Linked DNA regions of Mus musculus: all the other regions are linked to region 1. A link is a loop called in an ENCODE intact Hi-C map of the cell type or tissue named here. Cell type or tissue: heart. All regions are shown on one strand.

Evidence for each region. Peaks named below come from ENCODE experiments on the same cell type or tissue, not always from the same donor. Only the 100,000 strongest peaks of a DNase experiment are listed, where the experiment ranks them.
Region 2: a loop joins it to region 1, with 3 times the contacts of the local background. A loop is called at or near these places in 15 of 42 quality-filtered maps.
Region 3: a loop joins it to region 1, with 2.0 times the contacts of the local background. A loop is called at or near these places in 5 of 42 quality-filtered maps.

Annotation. Positions count from the first base shown.
Region 1 is chr12:31,164,353-31,172,352 of GRCm38, forward strand. 6030469F06Rik (RIKEN cDNA 6030469F06 gene) reads left to right here and starts at 4,510. Exons shown (of 4, transcript NR_102715.1): 1 at 4,510-4,537; 2 at 4,678-4,787; 3 at 6,853-6,912. In heart, CTCF peaks have their summits at 3,992 (motif pointing right) and 6,610; a DNase peak (open chromatin) is centred at 6,579.
Region 2 is chr12:31,261,454-31,269,453 of GRCm38, forward strand. It overlaps Lamb1 (laminin B1), which reads left to right and starts at 3,840. Exons shown (of 33, transcript NM_008482.3): 1 at 3,840-4,148; 2 at 5,238-5,413; 3 at 7,604-7,739. The coding sequence starts at 4,112. It overlaps Gm32899 (a long non-coding RNA gene), which reads right to left and starts at 3,639. Exons shown (of 2, transcript XR_381427.4): 1 at 3,557-3,639. In heart, a CTCF peak has its summit at 2,238 (motif pointing left); DNase peaks (open chromatin) are centred at 618, 3,798, 4,428 and 5,498; H3K4me3 peaks cover 4,594 bases; H3K27ac peaks cover 6,286 bases.
Region 3 is chr12:31,295,493-31,303,492 of GRCm38, forward strand. Lamb1 (laminin B1) reads left to right here. Exons shown (of 33, transcript NM_008482.3): 13 at 2,134-2,269; 14 at 3,321-3,479; 15 at 4,432-4,559; 16 at 4,715-4,838; 17 at 5,514-5,718; 18 at 7,070-7,213; 19 at 7,412-7,643. Among named protein-coding and RNA genes, the nearest start is that of Lamb1, 34 kb to the left of the region's middle. In heart, a CTCF peak has its summit at 4,600; DNase peaks (open chromatin) are centred at 189, 4,389, 6,989 and 7,569; H3K27ac peaks cover 2,798 bases.

The DNA.
Region 1 (8,000 bases):
GGTTCTATAAGAAAGCAGGCTGAGCAAGCCAGGTGAGGCAAGCCAGTAAAGAACATCCCTCCATGGCCTCTGCATCAGCTCCTGCTTTCTGACCTGCTTGAGTTCCAGTCCTGCATCCTTTGGTGACCAACAGCAGTATGGAAATGTAAGCCGAATAAACCCTTTCCTCCCCAACTTGCTTCTTGGTCATGATGTTTGTGCAGGAATAGAAACCCTGACTAAGACACCACCCATTCTCACTTTTTGGCCCTGGCATTCCCCTGTACTGGGGCATATAAAGTTTGCATGTCCAATGGGCCTCTCTTTCCAGTGATGGCCAACTAGGCCATCTTTTGATACATATGCAGCTAGAGACAAGAGCTCCGGGGTACTGGTTAGTTCATAATGTTGTTGCACCTACAGGGTTGCAGATCTCTTTAGCTCCTTGGATACTTTCTTTAGCTCCTCCATTGGGGGCCCTGTGATCCATCCAATAGCTGACTCTGAGCATCCACTTACGTGTTTGCTAGGCCCCGGCCTAGTCTCACAAGAGACAGCTATATCAGGGTCCTTTCAGCAAACGCTTGCTAGTGTATGTAATGGTGTCATCGTTTGGAGGCTAATTATGGGATGGATCCCTGGATATGGCAGTCTCTAGATGGTCCATCCTTTTGTCTCAGCTCCAAACTTTGTCTCTATAACTCCTTCCATGGGTGATTGCTTCCAATTCTAAGAAGGGGCAAAGTGTCCACACTTTGGTCTTCGTTCTTCTTCAGTTTCATGTGTTTTGCAAATTGTATCTTATATCTTGGGTATACTAAGTTTCTGGGCGAATATCCACTTATCAGTGAGTACATATCATTTGAGTTCTTTTGTGATTGTGTTACCTCACTCAGGATAATGCCTGTTAGGTTCTTTATATATGTTGGATATTAGCCCTCAATTGGATGTGTAGTTGGGGGAGAAAATATTCTTTTCCCATTCTGTAGGGTAATGCTTTGTCCAAATAGCAGTGTCCTTTGCTTTGCAGAAACTTCATTTTCATGAGGCCCCATTTATTAATTGTTGGTCTTAGTGCCTGTACTAAAAGTGTTCTGTTTGGGAAGTCTTTTCCTGTTCCAATGAGTTCAAGGCTATTCCCACTTTTCCTTCTATCAGATTCAGTATGTCTGGTATATTTTGAGGTCTTTGATCCATTTGGAGTTGAGTTTTGTGTCAGGTCATAAGTATGGATCTATTTGCATTCTTTACATGCAGATATCCAGTTTGACAGCACCATTTGTTGAAGATACTGTCTTTTTTTTCCAGTGTATATTTCTGGCTTCTTTATAAAAAAAAAAAAATCAGGTCTCCATAGGTGAGTAGATTAATGTCCAGGTTTTCAATTTTATCCCAATAATCAAATGTGTTTTTCTGTGTGTATACTAATACCATGCTGTTTTTATTGTTATAACTCTGAAGTACACTTTGAGTTCAGGGATGTTAATACCTCTAGAAGTTCTTTTATTATTCAGGATTGTTTTAGCTTTCCTGGGTTTTCTGTGTTTCCATATGAAGCTGAAAATTGTTCTTTCAAGGTCTGTGAAGACTTGTGTTAGAACTTTAATGGAGGTTGCATTGAATCTGTAAATTGCCTTTGGTAGAATGGCCATTTTTACTATGTTAATTCTACCAGTCCGTGAGCATGAGAGATCTTTCTTTTGATAACTTCTTCACTTTCTTTCTTCAATGTCTTAAGGTTTTTATCATAAACATGTTTATGTGTTCAGTTATTTTATAATGTTTTGAAGATGTTGTGAAGGATATTGTTTCCTGGGTTTTTTCTCAGTCTATTAATTTTATATAGAAGGGCTACCAATTTTTTTGAGTTAATCTTGTATCCATCTACTTTGCTGAAGGTGTTTCTCAGCTGTAAGAGTTTCTTGTTTAATTTCTTGGTACACCTACATATATTATCATATCATCTGAAGATAAAGATACCTTGCTTTGCTTTCTTCCTTTCCATTGTGTATCCCTTTGATCTCCTTCAGGCCTTTTATTGCTCGGACTACTTAAGATACTATATTGAATAGGTATAGAGAGAATAGACAACCTTACCTTGTTCCTCAATTGCTTTCAGTTTCTCTCCATTTAGGTTGATGTTGGGTGTGGACTTGATATAAACTGTCTTTAATGTGTTGAGGTATGTCTCTGTATCCATAATCTCTCCAGGACTTTTATCATGAAGGGGGATTTTTGTCAAAGGCCTTTTCTGCATCAAATGAGATTGTCATGTATTTCTTGTCTTTTAGCTTGCTTATGTGGTAGATTACATTGATCAATTTCTATGATAAATGTTATATTATAGTTATGTTTAACCATTCCTGCATCTCTGGAATGAAGCATACTTGAACTTGATCATGGCAGATAATATTTTTGATAAGTTCTTGGATTTGGGTTATAAGTACTTTATTGAGAATTTTCGCATCTATGTTCATAAGGGAAAGTGGCTATAATTCACTTTTTTGGTAGGATCTTTATGTTGTTTAGGTATCATAGTAACTGTGGTCTCACAAAAGAAATTAGACAATGCACCTTTTGTTTCTAGTTTGTGGAATAATTTGAGGAGTATTTTTGTTAACTCTTCGTTGAAAGTCTAATAGAATTCTGCACTAAAACCATCTATCTCTGGGTATTTTTTAGGTAAGGGAGAGAGACTTTTAATGACTTTTTCTGTTTCTTTAGGAGTTATAGGTCTGTTTAAGTTACTTATCTGATATTGATTTAACTTGATTCACAGTATGTATTAAGAAAATTACCCGTTTCTATTAGATTTTCCAGTTTGGTTGAGTATAGTTTTTAAAGTTTGTCCTTATGGTTTTCTGGACTGCCTTGGTGTCTGTGTTGTGTCCCCCTTTCCTATCTAATTGGGTAAATTTTGCATCCTCTCACTCTCTTTCTCTTTTCTGTATTTTCGTTAATTTGGCTAAAGGCTTGTCAATCTTAATTGATTTTTCTCAAAGAATTAACTTTTTGTTTCAATGATTTTTGTATTGCTTTTTATTGTTTTATGTTTCTATTTTATTGATTTCAGCACTGATAATGAAATCCCTCAATTTCTGATTCAGTAACGAATTATTCCATCACCACAAATTTGTAAACTTCTTATTGCTTATGTTGTTGATATCCAGCTGTGATGGTTTGTATATGCTTGGGCCAGAGAGTGGCACTCTTAGGACATTTGGCCGTGTTAGAGTAAGTGTGTCACTGTGGGCTAGGGTTTAATACCCTAGTCCTAGCTGCCTGGAAGTGAGTAGTCTGCTAGCAGCCTTCAGATAAAGATGTAGAACTCTCAGCTCCTCCTGCACCATGTCTGCCTGGATGTTGTCATGCGCCCATCTTGTGACAATGGACCAAACCTCTGAACCTGTAAGCCAGCCCCAATTAAATGTTTTCCTTTATAAGACTTGCTTTGGTCATGGTGTCTGTTCACAGTAGTAAAACCCTAACTAATACACCAGCTTTAATCCATGGTGGTCAGATAGGATGAAAGGTATTATTTCAGTTTTCTTGAACCTATTGAGGCTTGCTTTGTGTTCCAATACATGGTCAATTTCAGAGAAAGTTCTATGAGCTGCTGAGAAGAAGACATATTCTTTTGTGTTTGGATAAAATGTTCTGTAAATATCTGTTAGAGCCATTTGGTTTATGGCCTCAGCTTGTATTTCTGTTTAGTTTTTATGTGAATGACCTGTCTATCTGACAAGAGTGGGGACGCTGTGCAAAGAGAATGTGAAGGAGCCAGCTGTGACAGTACAAACACAACCACTTTGAACTGAGGCGCTTTGACCCGCTTGGTTACCTGGCTAAGTCCTGGGAAGCAAACTGGGGTATGAGTTAAAGTTGAGTCTTGCTTGCTGTCTCAGTCCTCAGGGTCCCTCATTAAAACCTCAAAAGAGGCCTGTTCACACTGAATCCTTCCCACAAACTAGGAAGTCAACAGACAGCTTTTCTCTGAGGCTCACTTACGTTATCATAAATGACCAGCAGAGGGTGCTCATATTTCCTCCCCTCCAAATGAGCGAACCAAAGAAATATCAAAAAATTTCATTGCAAATTGTGAAACCCATGGAAGCATACCTTCTGTCAATGTAACAGAGTACAGTGGAGCCTCCTTGGTTCTCACAGCGCAAAGAAACTCAGCCAGAAGGCAAATGAAGGAAGCCTTATGTCTATCACAGGTATGAAGAATACCACAGCTATTCCAAAAGTAAAGTATGGAATCTGGAGAAGCTATTTCTCTTCATAAAGGAAAACACTTGGGGCAGGGGGCACATTCCTGAGCAAGCTGTTTCAAGTACACATTGCAGAGCATGTGCAGTTGAAGTTTCTAACTCAAGGACAATGGCAAATGCATTCTGGCCATGGTTAGCTCAAGGCCATGCAGCACACATCTGAAAGGTTACTGTGACAGAAACACTTCTGAGTATGCGCAGTTTATTTTTCTCAAGAATTTTTAGCTGAAACAAAGGAAGAGGACACTTCAAAGGAATGTTCATGTAGAAGGCTGCCAGTGGAGGTGCCTGCCTTGTTAACCAGTTAATACTAGAATTTACAAGTTTGTTATATTACTTTATGCATGATGATAGGCTCTGGGGTGATTTTCAAGTGGTGATTGCTGTATTTTTATTGCATTTATTTACACGTGTGTACACCCAGGTGGACATAAGAGGACAATGCGGGAAGTCGGCTCTCGCCTTTCACTATGTGGGTCTGAGAGATGAAACTCAAGTCATCAAGTATGGTGACCGGCACCCTTAAGGACTGAGGTATGTCACCAGAGCCCTCTTTTTATTTATTAATTACTTTACCCCTTTCTTCTCAATTCCCTTCTAACACTGATTCAAGAAGGATCAATTCAAGAAAGAAATGGAACCAAGGGAAGAGTGAAAGGGAAGGAGGCATCAGTACTTTTCTAGGACCAAATGGGCAGATGCTTAGCTTTGGGACAGTGAACCTTTGGGCTCCACAGGGCTATAGCACCCTTGAGAATCTTGGTAAGTGGTTTCCTCTGGGTCACAGCGTCATGTTCCATGTTTTTGTCCAGTGAATGAGCCTGGGTAGCTTTATTAGCAAGCTCAGGCTGAGTTGTTGTCATAGATGCTTTTTGAAGACTTAAAGAAAACGTGAAGGTTGTGACGATTAGGTTCAATGATGCAGCCAATCCAGGTTCCACAGACTTCAGCACACCAGGCTTCTCCCTGTTCACTGAGTAACATGATCCCCTTCGAGAATGGGTTGAGCACTGGCATTGTTTTAGGTGTGTGTGCACACACACATCTCTGTGTGTGTCTGGGTATGTGTTTACATGTGAGCCTATGTGTGGGCTTGTGTATGGGTGGGCACATGTTTGTGTGTACGTGTGTATGTGTGTATATATGCATGCATGTATCTGTGTGAGTACATGTTTGTGTTGTGTGCAATGGCTTTATTGACAGAAATCACGTACAGACAGATAGTACAAATCAATAGTTTGGGTTCTATCAAAAGATGTGTGGATATCAACACAATTAAGTTTAGCATGTTTTCTTCACCTCAAATGAACCCCTCACTTCTGGATATACACCTAAAAAAAATTAGAAGCAGAGTTTTGAAAGGAGGTCTGTATCCTGTTACTCTTGGCAGGACCCTTAGAAATAACCAGGTGCTAGAGGGAACCGAAGTGTCCAACCAAAGATAAGTGGATAAACAAAATATTGGATATCACAACATAGATAAGCCTTAAGGATATTATAGGAGGTGAAACAAGTCAGACAAACGACCAAAACTATGAGATTGCACTTACATGAGGCAGCTATCCAGAGGCACCGTCACTCATGGAGACAGAAAGGAGAATGATAGTTATCAGAGTTGAGGAGAAAACACACAGAACGTTGCTGGTTACCAGATAGAGTTTTCAGTTTTGCAAGAAAGAAGGTTCTCGAGGTTTGTTGCACAATTGAGTGAATGACTTGATGCACTGAACTATGGTTAAGATGGTAAGTTTTGTAATATGTGTATTGCCCAAGAGAATAGAGGAAAGGTAAAAGGCTACCCTCCCTTTAATTGACACGTGCCCACCCTCCCACATACCCACCTTCATCTAAAGCGCTAACCTTCTTCTATCACTGTGGATTCACTTATTAGAGGTATTTCAGGTAAGAATCATATTCATTCTTGTCTCTCTTTTTTTCTAATATTTTCAAGGTTCACCCCACTGTATCCTCAGTACTTTTCTTTATCACTGAGAAGCATTGCACTGAATAACTAGAGCACATTTAACTCACCCATTCTTTCTTTGTTGGACATTTTTGTGGTTTCCTTGAACACAAGATTTTCCCACAGTAAGAGGGTACACTTTGCTTTCCCGTGGCGACTTCTCAGCATCTCCAACATAAGTAGGTCTAAGAAATGTCTGTGGGGAGAGGAGAATGAGAAGGTGGAGAACAAGGAGGAAAAAGTAACAAAGAGACAGCGAGGGATGAGAGAAGCATCTGCCAGAGAGGGAGCTGTGGGTGATACTTGTGCCCTGGCAATGGCCTGCCTGAGTCACCGCTCTGGTCTAAGCCCAGAAGAGCCAAGCCAGCCCTGCGGCTTACACACTCTCCTACGCTGGCTTGGCTCTGCCTAGCTGCCATCGAGTGGAACCACATGGGGACCGTGAAGCATCTGGCATGCGATTTTTCTCTGTGAGGCTGAATGTGGTAGATAATCACACATCCAGACAAGCAGCGGATTGTGCAGAGCAAGCCTCTTTATTCTTAAACTGTGCATTTTGCTCAATGTGAGCTATGAACAACATTTATGAGAGTCGGGGATTAAAAGTGACTATAAATGTCTATGCTATGCTTTCAGACGTTAACTGCCACCCTCTTGGGAGTCTGCCACTACTATCCACCTGTGACGTGGAAACAGGTCAGTGTTCTTGCCACACCCATGCTGTCAAATCTTGAACATACCTCAAAGAGTGTATTGTGTGTATTTGCCAGGAACCCCCTTTCATTGTGATATATGGGTCTCCATGGCCATTGCCTAAAGGAGACTTGGAATGGTGTTCTTGTTTTATTATTCAGTGCCCTGTAGAATGAGTCCTCACAGCACAGAAACTGGCAAGCTCCAGCCTGAGAGATGACCCATGCTAAGGGTACCTGTTCCCAAGCCTGACTACTTATGGTTGATCCCCAGAACTCATGTGGTAGAAAAAGAATCAACTCTGACCTCTGTGTGTACTGCCCCTCCTTACACACACACACACACATTCACATACACATACTTACACACACATATATACACTTACACACACATACTCACATACACACATACTCATGCACACACACATACACACTCACACATACTTACACACACATATATACACTTACACACACATACTCACATACACACATACTCATGCACACACACTCACATACACACACATACATATATACATACTTACACACATACATACACTTACACACACACTCACTTATACATACTCATACACACACACACACACATATCTTTTTTGTCTCAGACTCTACACAGCCTTTCTCTTATGTCATGTATATAATCCATACCAGCTTCCCCATCTCTCTCTGACTAAAAATGTTCTAAATGACCTCTTAATAAAAACAGTAACAACTTGGATATAGATATATTTTAGGTTCCTGTGGGAAATGAACCATTGAATTTTTCACAGACAATACTAAATATATGACCGTGTATATTCTAAAATTAGTTAAATTAAACATTCTTACTCCATAAGAACCGTACGGTGCAATTGGGAAGTTTAAACACAGCTCTTTTCTTTGTTCTCAATTCTTGGCAGCCCACCATGATATTTTAGACAGAGAAAAACAAAAAGTTAACCTAAAAAAGAACATTGACCTTGATGTGTCTGAAGAAATGTAGCTGGTAAATAAGAAACATATGCCTCCAAGGGAATAGTTTAGGACTAAAATTTTAAATCACTTTACTAGAAACACATAGGTAGAGGAGATAAGAAA
Region 2 (8,000 bases), 97 kb after region 1:
ATCAGAATGTAAGATGATGCACACTTGGCATTTAAATCCTGGGAAATGAGATGACCTGGAAAGTGGTTCTGGGTGGAAGTGTTTCAAGTGGGAATAATACGTGCCTCCAGGAGATACCTGCCCCATATTTTCTCAGACATAATAGGCAATAATCTGCAATCCCACCTGCCCATTCCAAATCGGAGAGTTCTCCAGGGTGGGTATGAATGAAAGTGTAGCTGGCCAGAGTGAAGCCCTGAGCAGGCTGATTACCAAGATAGCCACTCCTCCCAAACTTGCAACATTTTCAGGAAAAAAAAAATGAAGTTGTATATACTTTATTAAGCTGCAAGAATTTGTTCATGTGTAAAATTCGAAAGTATTCCTAAAATGAACTCAATAGGGCAGGGACGTCCTCCTACTAGAAACAAATTCATAGTAGGTAACTAGACATATATGAATTAAGGATGTTTTTACAACAGAGACTAGTCTTAACTTTGATTCAAACCCTGCTTACTGAGCACCTCTCTGGTGGACCTGGTGGTGTGCTGGCCAGTGTCTGGGTGGGTGGGGGAAAATGTGGTGCTTGTCCTTGCTTCATTGTCTCCTGGGAGAGATAAGCGCATAAGCACATAGTTGGAGCATTGGGTCACAAACACTGCATCTGGCTTAATGCTGGAAGAGGGAAAGGCTGTGCAAAAAGCCAAGTGGACGTGCAACTCCGTCACCATAGAGGGCACATGAGTAGTCATGAGGACACACACTATAGCTTTTAAACAAGAGAATGATATGATGAAGGCTATGATTCTGAAGACTCCTGAGAGTCCTGGGGAGGAGCTAACTGGAGAGGACAGGATCTGGAAATAAGAATGCCAGGGCTGGGGGTGGGGGGCTGGGGAGGCAGCTAGATGCTAGGAAATCAGAGCAGGACCTCATGGTCAGGTCAAAGGAGTTGCTGAAGGAGATGTATCCATGATTTGCGAGCTGGGCTGGCTTCATTGACATGTTATTTATACCCTCTGCTGTCACTGTCATTATTAACAATAACGGAGTTCCAAGTTTGTTTCCCTGCTAATCACACCAGGACACATGAAAGTCCCCGGCTTTCTAGGTAAGGGGTGAACCACGGCACCAATACTCCAAATGACAGTTAACTCATCTTGTTGTCTGAGGGTGGGTGGAAGGATGAGCTCGGTTGTGCATCAATTTTACGTGCCTGTTCATAAGCAAAGTGGAGCCACTTGGTGGCCTGTTAGAAAGTTCTGAGTCAGATAAAGGATACAGATGTGGACAGAGAGGAGGACAAGGGCAGTTGGTGGAGCCCCTGGATGTGGATGACCGTGTGTGAATGGAGGCAAATAGAGAAGATATGACCTTGGGGAACACTGGTGTTTACCGGATCAGAGATGGCAAAGAGAAATAGAAAAGGTCAAATCCTGGGAGAAGCATCCGAATTGTGTCCTGGGCGCCCGGACGGAGGAGTCTCAAAGAGGGAGGGTGTGGTCATTTGAAGCATATGTCCCTACAGGGACAAAGAGGACCATGGCGTGGGTGTGTGAGTGTGTGTGTGTGTGTGTGTGTGTGTACACTGCACTGCACTGCACTGCATTCAGCTGAACAAGCTAAGAGCCATGGTAGAGATGGAAGCAGGCAGGATTGTGGTGGGGCAGAGGTGGAGCTGTGAGGAAGCAGAAACCCTAAGGACAAGAGCCTGGGCTACAGAGAGGAAGGAATGGAAGACAGGGGCTGCACGGTGCTCCAGGGCTCCTTTCACGGCTAGTTAAGATGAAAGAGATCCAGCAGCTTTTTATATGAGCATGTTGCTCTTAGCAGAGAAGAGGAGGCAAGTCTGAGGTGGGCTCAGTGAGCTCCAGATTCAACGAGACACTGTCTCAATAAATAAGGAGGATAACGGAGAAAGATACCAGATGTCAACCGATGGCCCCCACGCACATGCGTCACACGCAAGCGCAAAAACCCTTATTTAGTTTTTGTTTTTAGTAGTGTTGGTTCCTGTGAGCGAGGTGGTCAGGAAAGCAGCCAGTCTCTTGAGAGTGTTGAAGGTGGCTGACCCTTTATAAAGAGAGAGTTCACTGACCAGGGGCAGGGGGCCAGCAGGACTTGTCTGCTACTGTAGCAAAAGCCAGTCTCAGAAAAGAGGAGTTGTGGGCTGGAGAGATGGCATTGTGGTTAAGAGCACTGACTGCCCTTCCAGAGGTCATGAGTTCAATTCCCAACAACCACATGGTGGCTCACAACCATCTGTAATGGGATCCAATGCCCTCTTCTGGTGTGCCTGAAGATAGCAACAATGCACTCATATACATAAAATAAATAAATCTTTAAAAAAAAAAAACCACCAAAGTGTTAAAGAAAGGAAGGAAGGAAGGAAGGAAGAAAAGAGGAGTTGAATGTCACCTGCAACTTGGGTAGATGTAAACCAATATAAAACTTTAGTTCATGGCCCTAAAGGTTGAGCAAGGAGCATAGGTTGGCATTATATTATTAGACACCCATTGCAGAATGAAACCCTTTCGACTGTAGGGTACTCTCAATCCCTGCAGGCTGTGCAGCCAGCCGTTGGGAATCCCAAGCATCTGCGGGGCCAAATACTGGAGAAACTGCATCGGGGCAAGGGCTGATTTGGAGAATAATTAACACAGGTTTCTAAACTCCAAGAACAGCGAACTCTATGGTCTAATGATTATAAACTTCCCTAGGCCCAATTTCGTTTCAGCTGAGTTAAAAACTGACCAATCAGCCGCTTAATCCCTTCTCCTTGTGATGGCTGGAAAGCAATCACACCTGACTAGTCTAACAGCTGACTTAAGCTCCCTCATTCCAGGGTCAGACTAAGGAACACTTAAGGCAGACAAGTTGGGCTCTTACAAAGGTTTGGGGTCTGTGGTCCCCAAGCTCTTTTTCCTTTCTAAGGTTTCCCCAGTGACAGAGACCTTCTGTTTACCCCCACTTAACCTTGAAGCGCTATGAGAGGCTTCCTTAGAGCACCCCCCCATTTCCCCTCCCTGCGTGCTTAAGGTGGTTGCAGGATTCTGTTTGTAGTGTGGAGAAGGGTGTCTCATCAAAAATCTCCAACTTCCTGGCTGTGTCAACCCTTCCACCGTGAAGTGGGAAAAGGAATTCAAGAAATTACCCGGGATCAGGTAACACAGGTTATTTTGTGTATATTTTAACAGAAGAGAATTCAGAGCTATAACCCCCTGGGTACCAGAGATTATAGGTACGTCCCGAATAAATTCGTGCGCAAAGAATGTGCAGCCACTGGTGTCCTTCCTATGAAATAGGAAGACACCACACATGTAGCACCCACCCACGCAAAGCTCTAGCTCTTTGATCCTGAGTCGTGGTGTAAGGATGCTTATAGGAGCTCAAGTTCCTAAGAGCCAGACAGGTTGACCCTTTTTCTAAGGGCTTAACCTAGCTCACCTCCCTCTAGCGCTAGTTGCCAGAGTTCCTAGCCTTGGGCACATTTCGTGACTCACTTCTTATAAACGTAAATGTATAAGTCCGCGGTAGGTCCTACCGGCCCCCTTTGCCGGCCGATCTACACACCTACCTCCGGGACCAGCCCCGACGCATCCCTCCCCAGCTTGCTCCACTTGGGAAGCGCGCCCAGAAACGGACCCGCCAGCCCACGCTGGGAACTCAAGTACCAATGCCCTACAGCTTCAGCAGACGCTGCCTTAAAACAAAAGAGGCGCCTGGGGAGGTGGGACCTGGACCTCAACCCCCACCCCTAGCCAACTTGCTGTCCTCCGCCCCCTCCGCCCCCGCTCTCCATGTGCGCATGAGCAGAGACGCCTCCCTCGGTTCCTCCCTAGGCGAAACTTTCTAATTCCCTTCTTTGGGCCGGTGGGCTGCCAGGAGCGGGTTGAGCGCTCGCCCAGCCGGGTGAGGAGAACAAAGTAGTTAAGCGACTTGACCCCCTTCCTGGGCCCAGCCCCCGCTTCCGTGGGAGCGGCAGGAAATGGAAGGGCCCCTCTCCTCTCTCCCAACATTTGCCTTTTCTCCCCGCTACCTCTCCAGAAAGGAAGACCCGAAGAAAAGACAGGCAGCTTGCCTGCTGCGTCCTCCTTCCCGTGCCGCGTCCCCTCGTCTGCGAGGACTGGACATGGGGCTGCTCCAGGTGTTCGCCTTTGGTGTCCTAGGTAACTCAGTAAGGGTTGGGGGGAGGGGTGTGCTCCGGCATTAGGGAAGAAAACCCCCAAACCGGTTTGCCCCCGCTTTGAAGGCAGTTTTGGGGGATCGGGGGAGAGAGAGTGGTTGGAAATGACGCCGTGAGATCGCCACCGCTCTCGCTTCGGTGGTGGCCAGGGACCGCGCACGCGGAGCTCCGCGGACCCGCATCCACTGGGTTCTGCGCACAGAGCTCGCGCTCCTGCAGGTTTCCGAGGTGATCGCTCCAGGGCTTTGCACCTTTTACCAGTTAAACGCTGTTTCCCCACTGCGGAAGGCAGGCTCCCTGCTGTGGCTGGGCAGACTGCGGAGGGTCCTGGAAAAACCAATTACGCACAAAAGTGTCGGGGCCCAGAGCAGGCTTCGACTTGGGAACAGATTGGAGCCATGTGGCTTTAATTAACCATCCTTGTTTGTCTCGGGGTGGCACCATGAACAGTTGGGCCGGGTGCTTTGCTGGAATGGCGAAGCGTTGAAGCCACTACAGAGACACACCAGTCGTCTCTAGCTCAGGGCTTCTGTGGCAAACGCGGTGCCTCACCCGGCGCAATCGCCGGTGACCCTGGCGCGTGCACGCGGACATATTTTTGTGCCCCCCCCCCGCCCCCAGACTAACCACACTCACACCGAGGATGCGCGCACTGCCATGTGCACGCGGGTTTTCATTAGCGGGTGTGCAGCGCTTGGCAGGGTCAACCTCACTGCGCCCTGGTCCAGGCACTTCGAAGTGACCGGATCACTCTGTCCACCTTTCATAGAGGGGTAGATCAGAGTAGACAAAAAAGTCAGTTGTATTTTCTGGGTGCTGCGCTCAGCTGACTGCTAGTCAAACCTAATGACGATTCTGAGTCTTTTTTTTTTCTTTCATCCTTCTGTCTTTTCCTTGTCCCAGCTTTCCAGGCCTTTTCTGCGCCTATCTCTCCACCGTGTTTTTTCTATGTAGTCTCCTTTCTTTTTAATCCTCTCTGTCTGCCCCTCCTGCTGTTTTCTTTTGCCCTGGCTTGTCGGTTGCTTTTTTTTTTTTTCTTTCTTCCTAACCTTGTTGCTTTTCTTTTCTGTAGCCCTATGGGGCACCCGAGTGTGCGCTCAGGAACCGGAGTTCAGCTATGGCTGCGCAGAAGGCAGCTGCTACCCTGCCACTGGCGACCTTCTCATCGGCCGAGCGCAAAAGCTCTCCGTGACTTCGACATGTGGACTGCACAAACCAGAGCCCTACTGTATTGTTAGCCACCTGCAGGTAAGACACGAGTCTAGAGAATGCATTGTGGGCTGCATCCTCCTCCTGGCCGATCAAAGGGGCTTGCCCAGGAGACTCCACATCCTGCTGTCAATCCAGATAGGAAGTACAACCAGCAGAGGAGCCCCGGGATGAAGCCAGTAGCTCAGTCCCAATCTCCATTTGCACAGTCGCACCCGCCAAACATTTCCTGCCACCTAACACCACCATCAGTAGGAGAAGCCCGGGGCTGCAGATGAGCTTAGCCTCTGTCCTGTGCCCTGTACGGTCCCCTGTATTTTATTCTGTTGTTATTTATACTGTTTGATCAAACCCTTTTGAAATTGTGTATTGTAGATGGTTCAGTTCTCTTCTTGCATTGTTGGTGTTGGGTTTCCATCTTTGGCTTGAGTATAAGGACGCCCCAAGCGCTGAAGTCTTTTCGAGGTGATTCAGTCAGGATCAGACATACTTCCTTACTGAAAAATGCCCTGGTTGTCATGGCATCATCATAGTGGAAGACGGAAATGAAATTAATGAGGGGCATATGCTTCTAAAAGTGGTCTCAGGTTTTAGATTTCATTGGCCATGTTTAGATAAGAGCTAATGTGAGTTTTATCTCCACCACCGTCCTCCCACCACCCCTACCTCACTCTCCGGGGAAAAATAAAAAGAGGCTGGAAATGGAATGGGGCCTCTGACAGTAACAGGTGTTAGTCTGTGGGTGACCTGGGCTTTGCACATGTAATATAATGGCGTCACAACATGGCCAAGTGGATTCCACTCCTTTGCTTCCAGGTTTATCCAGAGCTGTCTAGACTGCTTCCTCCTGATTAGAGGGAGGCTATAATTAAACTTTTTTTTTTTTTGTAGTTCTGGTAATTGTTCTTCAGAACAAGTTTCCTTGACTACAAGTTAATGAAGGCAATTCATGTTACCTTTTCTAATGTTAGCATTTTCATTTCTCCTAAAATGTCTTGCTAACATTTACTTCAGAGGTCAGAGTGCTCTCTGTCCGTGAGTCACCAGATCCTGAAATCAGCTTCGTCCACAGTGAAAACTTCACTTAAAAGCAAGGAGCGCCAGACTCCCCTGTTTGTATGATTAGCTGTGACACTGTAGAATGCTTGTCTGAGATCTCAGGATCTCCCCTCTCTGTGAAACACTGAGGAGTAGAGAATGAAAACATGGTACTGTAGTTCCTGATCCCTTTGTACCCCAGCCCTGACTGCCCCAGGGGTCCTGCCCCATCCCCCATCTTTTGGTGAGAAGTTAATTAAATAGATGCAAATGTTAAAGTACAGTCTATATTGGCATTGTATTATCTCTGACTAAATTCTGATTATAAGATGTGCATTGGTCTGTAGCTATTTCATGCTTAACATCATTTTTAGATGTAAAAATAATCAGTATTCTAGAAAATGTAGGCACAGAGCCAAGCTCCAAATGAGAACAGAAGTCCTAAGTGTTGTTTTTGGTTCACTGTGACATGCTGTGAAGAGGAGAGATCTTACCCTAGAGTGGCTGTGGCTCCCATTTAGAAAAAAAGAAAACAAGAAATGAATTTACTTCTATGGAAACCAAAGTCTGTCCTCATTCTAGCCTGTGCTCATGTGGGATCCTCAGAAGTGCCCTCCGTTCATGGTGATCCCAGCACAGGACTTCCTGCCCCAGATACTCTGAGCAGTTTGCAGGTCAGCCTGCTCCCCATCCACCATCCTTGGATAAAGCAGAAGCTAAGAACCTGGTCCTTCAGGATGCGTTTGTTCATCTATGGTTCCTGCCTCACGTAGGCTTTAGAAAATCAGGCAGACAGTTTTGGGTTTTGTTCTTGTTTTTGTTTTCCTTTCCTTTCCTTTTGCACTATGTCAGCAAAAACTCTCCGTTACCTCTTTTGCATGTGACTTCTGAGGAAGCTGCACACAGAGATCAAGATGTAAGCGGAGACATTTAATTTTGATTAAATTAGTAGCTTATGGAAACAATGCCCTATTTTACTCTTGATCTTAAGTTGCAAGAAAGGAAGAAATAGTTTTCTGGATCATTTTGGACAGTTCAGTAAGTTTAAAAGTGAGAAATAGGCCATATATTATATAATTTTTCCACATTCATCTTTCTTGAAGGTGGTCGTCTGTTTTCTGTTCTGTGGATTTAATGACTTTTTTTTAAATGACATTGTTTCATGGACCCATGCTACTGTTGTGCTTTTAGGAGGACAAGAAATGCTTCATATGTGACTCCCGAGACCCTTATCACGAGACCCTCAACCCCGACAGCCATCTCATTGAGAACGTGGTCACCACATTTGCTCCAAACCGCCTTAAGATCTGGTGGCAATCGGAAAATGGTACGTGATGCCTGTGGGAGCACGTTCCTTGGAGTGTGCCTGGGAACTGGGAAGAAGGTCACATGGGTATTTGTGACTGTGATTCGCTTCTTGGTTCTCTGATTAGAGCCCTTGACAGAATTACTGTCTGGAACACTCATCTTGCTCAGTTAAATCTGACCCTCCGTCCTGGAGTTTGTGCCCTGTTAGGAAGCAGCCTTTGATGCTAGACCAAAGGAGTTTGCGTAGGCCTCACCCTGTGGGGGCTTCTGGGGACTGTGT
Region 3 (8,000 bases), 130 kb after region 1:
CTGCAGTAGAGGAAGAGGGTCAATATGTATGCTGCAGTGTCTGGTGACTGGATTTCTGAAGAGTTGTTGGTGGCCAGAAGTGCTGGATCCTAATTAGAACAGGCTTTCCTTTCCTGGGAACTGGTTCTGTGGCTTTAAGAACTCCTAGTCCTGCGGGGTAATGACTTGTGGTGCAAGGGAGGGTGTCCACTGGCCGGTGACAGCTGGGTGAGATGTTTCAAGCAAGCTGGGGCCTGTTCTATGCTGGAGCTGCAGCTTGCCTGAGGCTTGAGGTCCCCTAAACTTTGGGAGTGGGCTTAAGTAAGGCTATAAATCACATTTTGACTTTTACTGCAGTGGAAATGGATGCCTGAAGCCAGGTGTGGGATTCGGTCTGAAATCCCAACAGGCAGGCTGAGGTAGGAAGATGATGGTGACTTCCAGACCAGCATGAGCCATTTTCTGAGACTCCCATCTTAAGGAAAATAAAACCAACAAGAGGATGCCCATCTTTGGGTTTCATCTGACTTATAAAATACTAGCATGGGAAGAATCAAAGAAATATAGAAACAAAAAACAAAAGCAACAACAAAACAAAAAAAGAAATATAGCAAAGGAAAACATAAATATATCAGTTTATACAGATAAATTTATTATCTAAAATAATAATATATTGTAAGAATTTATCTACCTTAATCTCTATTTTTTTCTAACTTTCCTTCATTCATTTGTCCACCCACTGGGCATACTCCCTGCATAGAGCACTAGGCTTGGGTGGATGTGGGCAGTTAGGCGTGAAAGCCCAGCCCCAGCCCTGAGGTTTCCAGTCCAGCTGCTGGTTAGAGATCTGCTAATGATTAAGATAAGGGAGAAAAAAAGCAACTGGGTTTTATATGCAAGTAAGGAAGAATCACATTCTCAGAACGAGTGGTAGGAGGAAACTAAGCCTTCTAGAAGTTGGTCTAGGCTCCGAGTAGGACCAGAAGGCTCAGTGCCTTCACTTTAGGGAAGTGGCAGGCTTCGTTGTAAATAGTAAGCCTACAGAAGTCAGTGGCACACACAGAAAGCTTGAATTGTGGACTGGACACTGTTGGTCAGGAAATAAATACCACAGCAGGAAAGTTGAATCTGTAGACACTCTGCTAGGATAGAGAGGTCATCCAGGCTAAAGGGACAGTCCGAGCCAAGGGAGGAGTCACAGTCACTAGTGCATTGAAAGTTGCAAGCCCTGCAGCTTGGTTGGTGAGGTCTGGGTTGACAAGGGTGAGATTTGAAGGTATAGCCCACCTGTGCATTGTGTCAGGAAATAACATCCTTAGTGCTTCCTAGAAGGGCAGTGAGGGGTAGACATGTGAAGGTGTTGTATTGAGGTTCGGTATTTGACAAGAATACCAATTAGAAAACTGGCCTTTGCTGACCGAGAGAACATAGCATGTCCAGTGGAGGGGAGGAACGCAGAAGTTGGTTCTTGGTGACTCAGTGTGGGGTGGGATGTCCTCAGCCCAGTGGAGAACACAGGAGGGAGGGAGACCTCTTTGGATCCATTGTTTTGAGGACTGCTGAGTCAAAGATGCCCATCAGGGAGTTGGGTATTCAGATACAAAAGGAATTGTAATTAAAAGCAGAAGTGGCCTAGGAAGATGTCTGGGTGGTTAATAGCACCGGCTCTTCTAGAGGAGCTGGGTTCAATTCCCACATGGCAGCTCACAGCTGTCTAAACTGCAGTCTCAGGGAATCCAATGCTCTCTGCTGGCCTTCTCCAGGACCAGGGATGCATGTGGTACGAACATACATGCAGGCAGAACAGCCATATATATGCATAAGATAAAGGAACAACAGCAACAACAAAGCAAAACAGCGTTTAAGATTCCAAAGCAAACAGTTTTGCAGTGTCTGCAGAAAGTGTTGATGTGGTGTAGCTGGAGCCTAAGGGAAGAGAGGAGAGTGAAAGTCCAGGCCACACAACACTCAGGATGATGTGTTAGTCAAATTTGGGATTTGTTTACAGATATTATTTTCCCCTGCATACTTTATTGTTTGAATGAAATATGAAAATATTGGCCCATGACAAGCCCAATAGTAAACTCAGAAGGACTTGTAGTGGGTTCGTCTGTGCCTACCGTAAGCCCTAATGAGCGCTTGCCTCCTCCTCAGCTGCTCCGAGGACTCCGGCCAGTGCTCCTGCCTGCCCCACATGATTGGGCGGCAGTGTAACGAGGTGGAGTCCGGTTACTACTTCACCACCCTGGACCACTACATCTACGAAGCCGAGGAAGCCAATCTGGGGCCTGTAAGTAGGGGAGCTTCCGACAGCTTGGTGGAGCAGCACTTTGGGGGTAGGGGGGGAGGGCAGGCTGTCAGGGGATACAAGTGCTTCATAAAGATGTCACTTAAGTATTCTTTTAGATCTTGTCAGCACGGAAATAAGGGTGAAGACATGCTGTGGTATTTAAATGTGAGTTGATCTGGAATACACAGGGAGACTTTGGAGAGTTCTCTAATAAGGCTTTTGGTTGGTGTGTCTATAAGAATAAGAATTTTCTATTCTTCTCTGTATTTGTGCTCCAGAGTAATTGTAGATCTGACATCCTTTAGACCCAGATATACTTTGCTTACCACCCCAAACTTTACTGATGTTAATGTATGCCTGGTCCTTACGCTTAACTGAAGCTTAACCGAAGCACAGCTGCCGTGGAGACTTTTTCCCACGTGACATGTTGACCTGATCATCCTCACAGCATAACTTCTGACTTGCAATAAGGAAGAAAGAAACTGCCAGAACTCTTAAAGTCCTAGGCTGCCATCCCCTGATACTCTGTAGTCACCAGTTCCTGGGCATGTTCACAGAGAGTGCCTCTTGGTGAGGACTTGGTGGTGGCCAATAACTGTGAATATTCTACCAGAGTGGACTTATCATTAATTAGGGAGGACTCACCAGCATATCACACTGCTTTTGTGTACTTGGCAAGAGGGAGGAGGAGAAAGAAGGGACTGCCCAGGACACTGCACTAGATGCTGGAGTATCTTACCACTTCCAGACATGCTCAGAAGCCAATGCGGTTTTTTTCCCCTTTGTTTAGCCACTGGTATGTCATGGAAGGTACATCCCAGACTTTCGGCTTCCATCTCCAATGTTCCGAGATGACTCCAACAACAAATGTAAAAGCAAACCAATTACTTGTGTTTTCGAGAGGAAAGAGTAACAAACCTAAAGACTTACTATCTTCAGGGAGTTTGCAGCTAGGAGACAGAAATGGTTTTGAATCTTTGGACTTTGGCTGTGAGGTGTAGGTGAATTCCATTTCGTACAAAGAATAACTAGTGTCCTCTTGTCCCCCCAGGGAGTCATTGTGGTGGAAAGGCAGTACATTCAGGACCGCATTCCTTCCTGGACAGGACCTGGGTTCGTCCGGGTGCCTGAAGGGGCTTATTTGGAGTTTTTCATTGACAACATACCGTATTCCATGGAGTATGAAATCCTGATTCGCTATGAGCCACAGGTGAAGAAAGCCATCAATATGCATCATGGTGGAAGGGGGGGGGGGGTTCAAGGGATTGTAACTAGAAAAACACTACTCCCAATAGCTTCTAGAACATTCTGTGAAGACAAGTTTGCATTGAAATAGATAACAGCCACTGTTTTCTCTAACCTCCTCCATGCAACTTTTTGAATCCAGCTTCTTATTCAGCAGTCTCCTGTTAGGCCCCTAACCTGGCTGAGTTACGGAGGTAATGATGCTGTATCAAAAGCTTTCCTCCCCCTGAACATCGCTGCCCAATGACTGTTCCCCCTAGTGTAGTAAAAGGCCAAAAGTGACATTATAACAGAAAAAAGTGGCACTGGGAGAGTCATGTACAGGGCACGGAGCCAGAGCTTCTAGAATATTCCCTAAAGACCCAGATGCAGGGCAGGAGTGGGAATTCCCAGATCTAGGCTTATTATGATGAGTGGGAATTTTTGTTAACTGGTTTTTGTTTAGTTTTGTGTTTTTCTTTAGGGACAGGGTCTTGCTTTGTATCTGAGGCTAACCTTGAACTCAAATCCTGCCTCATTCTCTTGAGTGCCGGGATTAGAGATGTATACGAAGCGCAATAGCCCCTAAGGAGAGTTTTGATCAACTGATCCAAAGGGAAGAAAGGAGATGTGAAGAGGGGTTTGCTGAGAATCACTCTTAGTGCCAGATACAGGAAATGGCCAGAGCTGCTCTTGGAGAAAGGACCAGGGTCAGAAAAGGCTGTCTTGAGCAGGAGGTGGTCCTTCCGTGAGCCTTACCGGGAGGAAGCAGGTGTTAGTCGGGTCTGCAGCTGGGTAGTAACAGAGGAAGCGTTAGGGATGGAAAGCAAACTGTCTGCTTTCTAATGACTCAGTCACTGTGGAGAGGTCCTCCCAGTTGGACTGACCACAGTGGGCTCGCACAGATACTCCTTTTGATTCTTTGTTTCCTGTTCTAGCTGCCGGACCACTGGGAGAAAGCTGTCATCACTGTACAGCGGCCGGGGAAGATTCCAGCCAGCAGCCGATGTGGTAACACCGTTCCCGATGATGACAACCAGGTGGTGTCCTTGTCACCGGGCTCAAGGTCAGTCGATGGGGTCTTAGAGACTGAGTCACTGGCTATGGAAGGCCCTCTGTTGGACGATCACCATAAGCTCTTGTTTTTTCTTCCTGTTGCTATTCTTGGGAGCTTAAACTTTGCTTTTTTTTTTCTTGTGTTTCTCCCTTGTCTGGGGGCAGATACGTTGTCCTCCCTCGCCCCGTGTGCTTTGAGAAGGGAATGAACTACACGGTGAGGTTGGAGCTGCCCCAGTATACGGCATCGGGCAGTGACGTGGAGAGCCCTTACACGTTCATCGACTCGGTGAGTACCAGGCTCCTGTCAGTCAGAGCCTAGTAGAAAGTACCGAGCTGCCACCCCAGTATTGTGTGGAGGGACAGAGCTGGGCAGGGAGGCAGAATGGGCCCTCTCTGCCTCTAGAGCTTCTTTGTCAATAGCAATAGGGTGAAAGTTCAGATCCCATTTCCTGGTGAAAATCCTTGCCCAGAACCCACCAGTCCTTGAATGTGAAAACCTACCAATTCCTGAGCATAAAAGTCCTACCAATCCTCACCGTGGAAATCTCTTCCCCCCAAATCCCTATATAAGCCTGTCTCCTACCCCGTTACCTGCTGCTTCTCCCCATAGCAGAGGCAGCCACCTTTTGGCTCCCTTTCCTTCAGAGTTGTGAACAGCTTCCTCTGGGTAGCCTTTCCCTCTCAGAGCTAGAACACTTACAATAGGGTTCTACTTTTCTGGGTAGGTTGTGTTCAAACCACTTCCCCACAGATCCGTGAACCTCTTCAGCAACAGTTGTTTCAAATCCCCCCAAGCAGTATGAAATCTGTCTCAATATTTTCTGGACAGAGTATGTATGACTGGGAAGGGTTCTCTAAGTCAGGAGTGTCATTAGCTTCTCTTCCCAGCGCAGAAGGCTGTTGTATGGTTTTGGCATGGGCACATCCATGGGATCATTGTGTTATTCTCATTCACTCGTAGCTTGTTCTCATGCCCTACTGTAAATCGCTGGACATCTTCACTGTTGGCGGCTCAGGCGATGGGGAGGTCACCAATAGTGCCTGGGAAACCTTCCAGCGCTACAGGTGTCTGGAGAACAGCAGGAGTGTGGTAAAAACACCCATGACAGATGTCTGCAGAAACATTATCTTCAGCATTTCTGCCTTGATTCACCAGACGGGCCTTGGTAGGTATTGCTTGAGCCACTGCAGAGGCTACAGTTAGAGTGTAGTTACAGAGCCAGTGTTTCTGACACCAGGAGGTACAGTGAGTGGGGTACAAACCTGTACTTCCTGCGAGGCAGCTTGAGGACATGAGATCTTAACCAAGTTTGCCTTTATTATTATAAATGTTTTAGTTGGCCTTTTAATCTCAGTACCCAAGACAGAGGCAGGCAGATATCTGTGAGTTTGAAACCAGCCTGGGTCTGCATAACAAGTTCCATCCAGGACTTTATAGTAGATAGAACTTTGTTGTGAAAAATAAAACAACATGGAATCCTCATTAAAGAAATTCACAAAGAGGGGACCGTGATGTGGTTTAGCATACACGCTGTTCTTGTAGAGGTCCCAAGTTCCGTTCCCAGCACCCACACCGGGTCGCTCACAGTCGCCTGTAACTCCATTTCCCAGGCATCCAGCAGCCCTGCCTCCATGGGCCCTAAACTCATGGTGTTCTTAGCCATACCAACATACACATAATTAAAAATAATAAATCTTAAGTGTACACGTGAGAGGTGTTGGGTTTTATAGAAAGATAGGAGGGAAGGAATATGTTTAGTGTAGGTACTGTAAGGTGTTGGGGAAGAGGGTGCCTCTGCGGTCCGTGCGAAGGCATCCCTTCCCCCTGAGGGATCAGCCACGGGATGGCATAGAATAGAATAGAGTTTATTCAGGGAATGGGAAAGGGGAGTTGAGGTGGTAGAGACAGAGAAAGGCAGAGAGAGTAGAGGAGTAGAGGCTGGCCATGAGTGCGTGGGGAAGGGGGGAAGGGAATGGAGAGAGAAGGGGAGCTGGAGCAAGAGGTCAGAGCGAGAGAGCAAGAGAGAGAGAGGAGGGGGCGAGCAGCCTCTTTTACAGTGAATCAGGCACACCTTGCTGTTGCCAGGTAACTGTGGGGCGAAGCCTAGACTAAATGCCAACAAGAGGTAACTAGACACACTGTATGAGGATGTAGCCTGTCTGTAGGCTGTGAACATTGAGGACTGAGAGTCCGGGAAGCATCAGCTAATGGAAAGTTTTCTCTAGGAAAGATCAGACCAGCTTCAAAGGTCACAGGAGTTTAATGTCATCAGAGAGTTGAGTTCTGGAGCTAAGGGGAGAAAACTGTAATGACTTCCTGCCTAGAAAAGCGCTTTGATCTGCCAGGGCAGCTGGTTGGTTCTCTCCCAGTCAGCACAGGGGTGATGTGTTTAAACCGAACTTTTCTGAGCCAGAGTAGGGAAAGGGTCAGGGCGTGTTGAGGGAGAGACAGGGCCAGTTGCAAGGAGGTGCGATGTTCTGCTCCTGCAGTCAGCCTAACTGCTCTCTTCCCTGCAGCTTGTGAATGTGACCCCCAGGGATCTCTGAGTTCTGTGTGTGACCCCAATGGTGGCCAGTGCCAGTGCCGTCCTAATGTGGTTGGAAGAACCTGCAACAGGTGTGCCCCGGGCACCTTTGGCTTTGGCCCCAACGGATGCAAACGTAGGTGTTATCGGAGACTTTGTAATGAATTCCTGTGATGGTCCCCGGGGGGGGGGGGGGGGGGGGATTCCCTGGCTTTCAAAAGCAGAATTCTGCTCCGAACCGGATGGCATGAGCCCTGAGGCACAGTGAATGTGGCTGGGCACAGGTGACGGCACGTCTGTCTAGCTAATGAGTTTTTGTTTGCTTTGTCTGCAGCTTGTGACTGCCATCTGCAAGGGTCTGCCAGTGCCTTCTGCGATGCGATCACTGGCCAGTGCCACTGTTTCCAGGGCATCTATGCTCGGCAGTGTGACCGATGTCTCCCTGGGTATTGGGGCTTTCCCAGCTGCCAGCCCTGCCAGTGTAATGGTCATGCTCTAGACTGTGACACAGTGACAGGGGAGTGTCTGAGCTGTCAGGACTACACCACGGGCCACAACTGCGAAAGGTATGTGGGCACCACCTCGGGAAAGTCAAGATAATAGAGTAGGCATGTTGACTCGTGGGACAGAGGCAAGAGTATCGGGAGTTTGAGGCTATCCTAAGCTACATAATAAGGACTTGTCTCAGAAAGAGAAAAAAAAAAGAGAGAATGACATCATCTTTGGCGAAGTAAACATTATCCTAGAAACCACAGAATTAATCTCCTGAAGACTCCAAATAGCGCTTTCATTTTTGACTACCCCAGCATTTTCTAAAAGCTTACTCATTTATCCAGTACGTATGTGCATACCTGGCTGTGCCAAGCTCTGCTTTGGTGCTAGAGATTCAGCAAAGCACAGCCACCTACAGTCTGCCCTTTGGG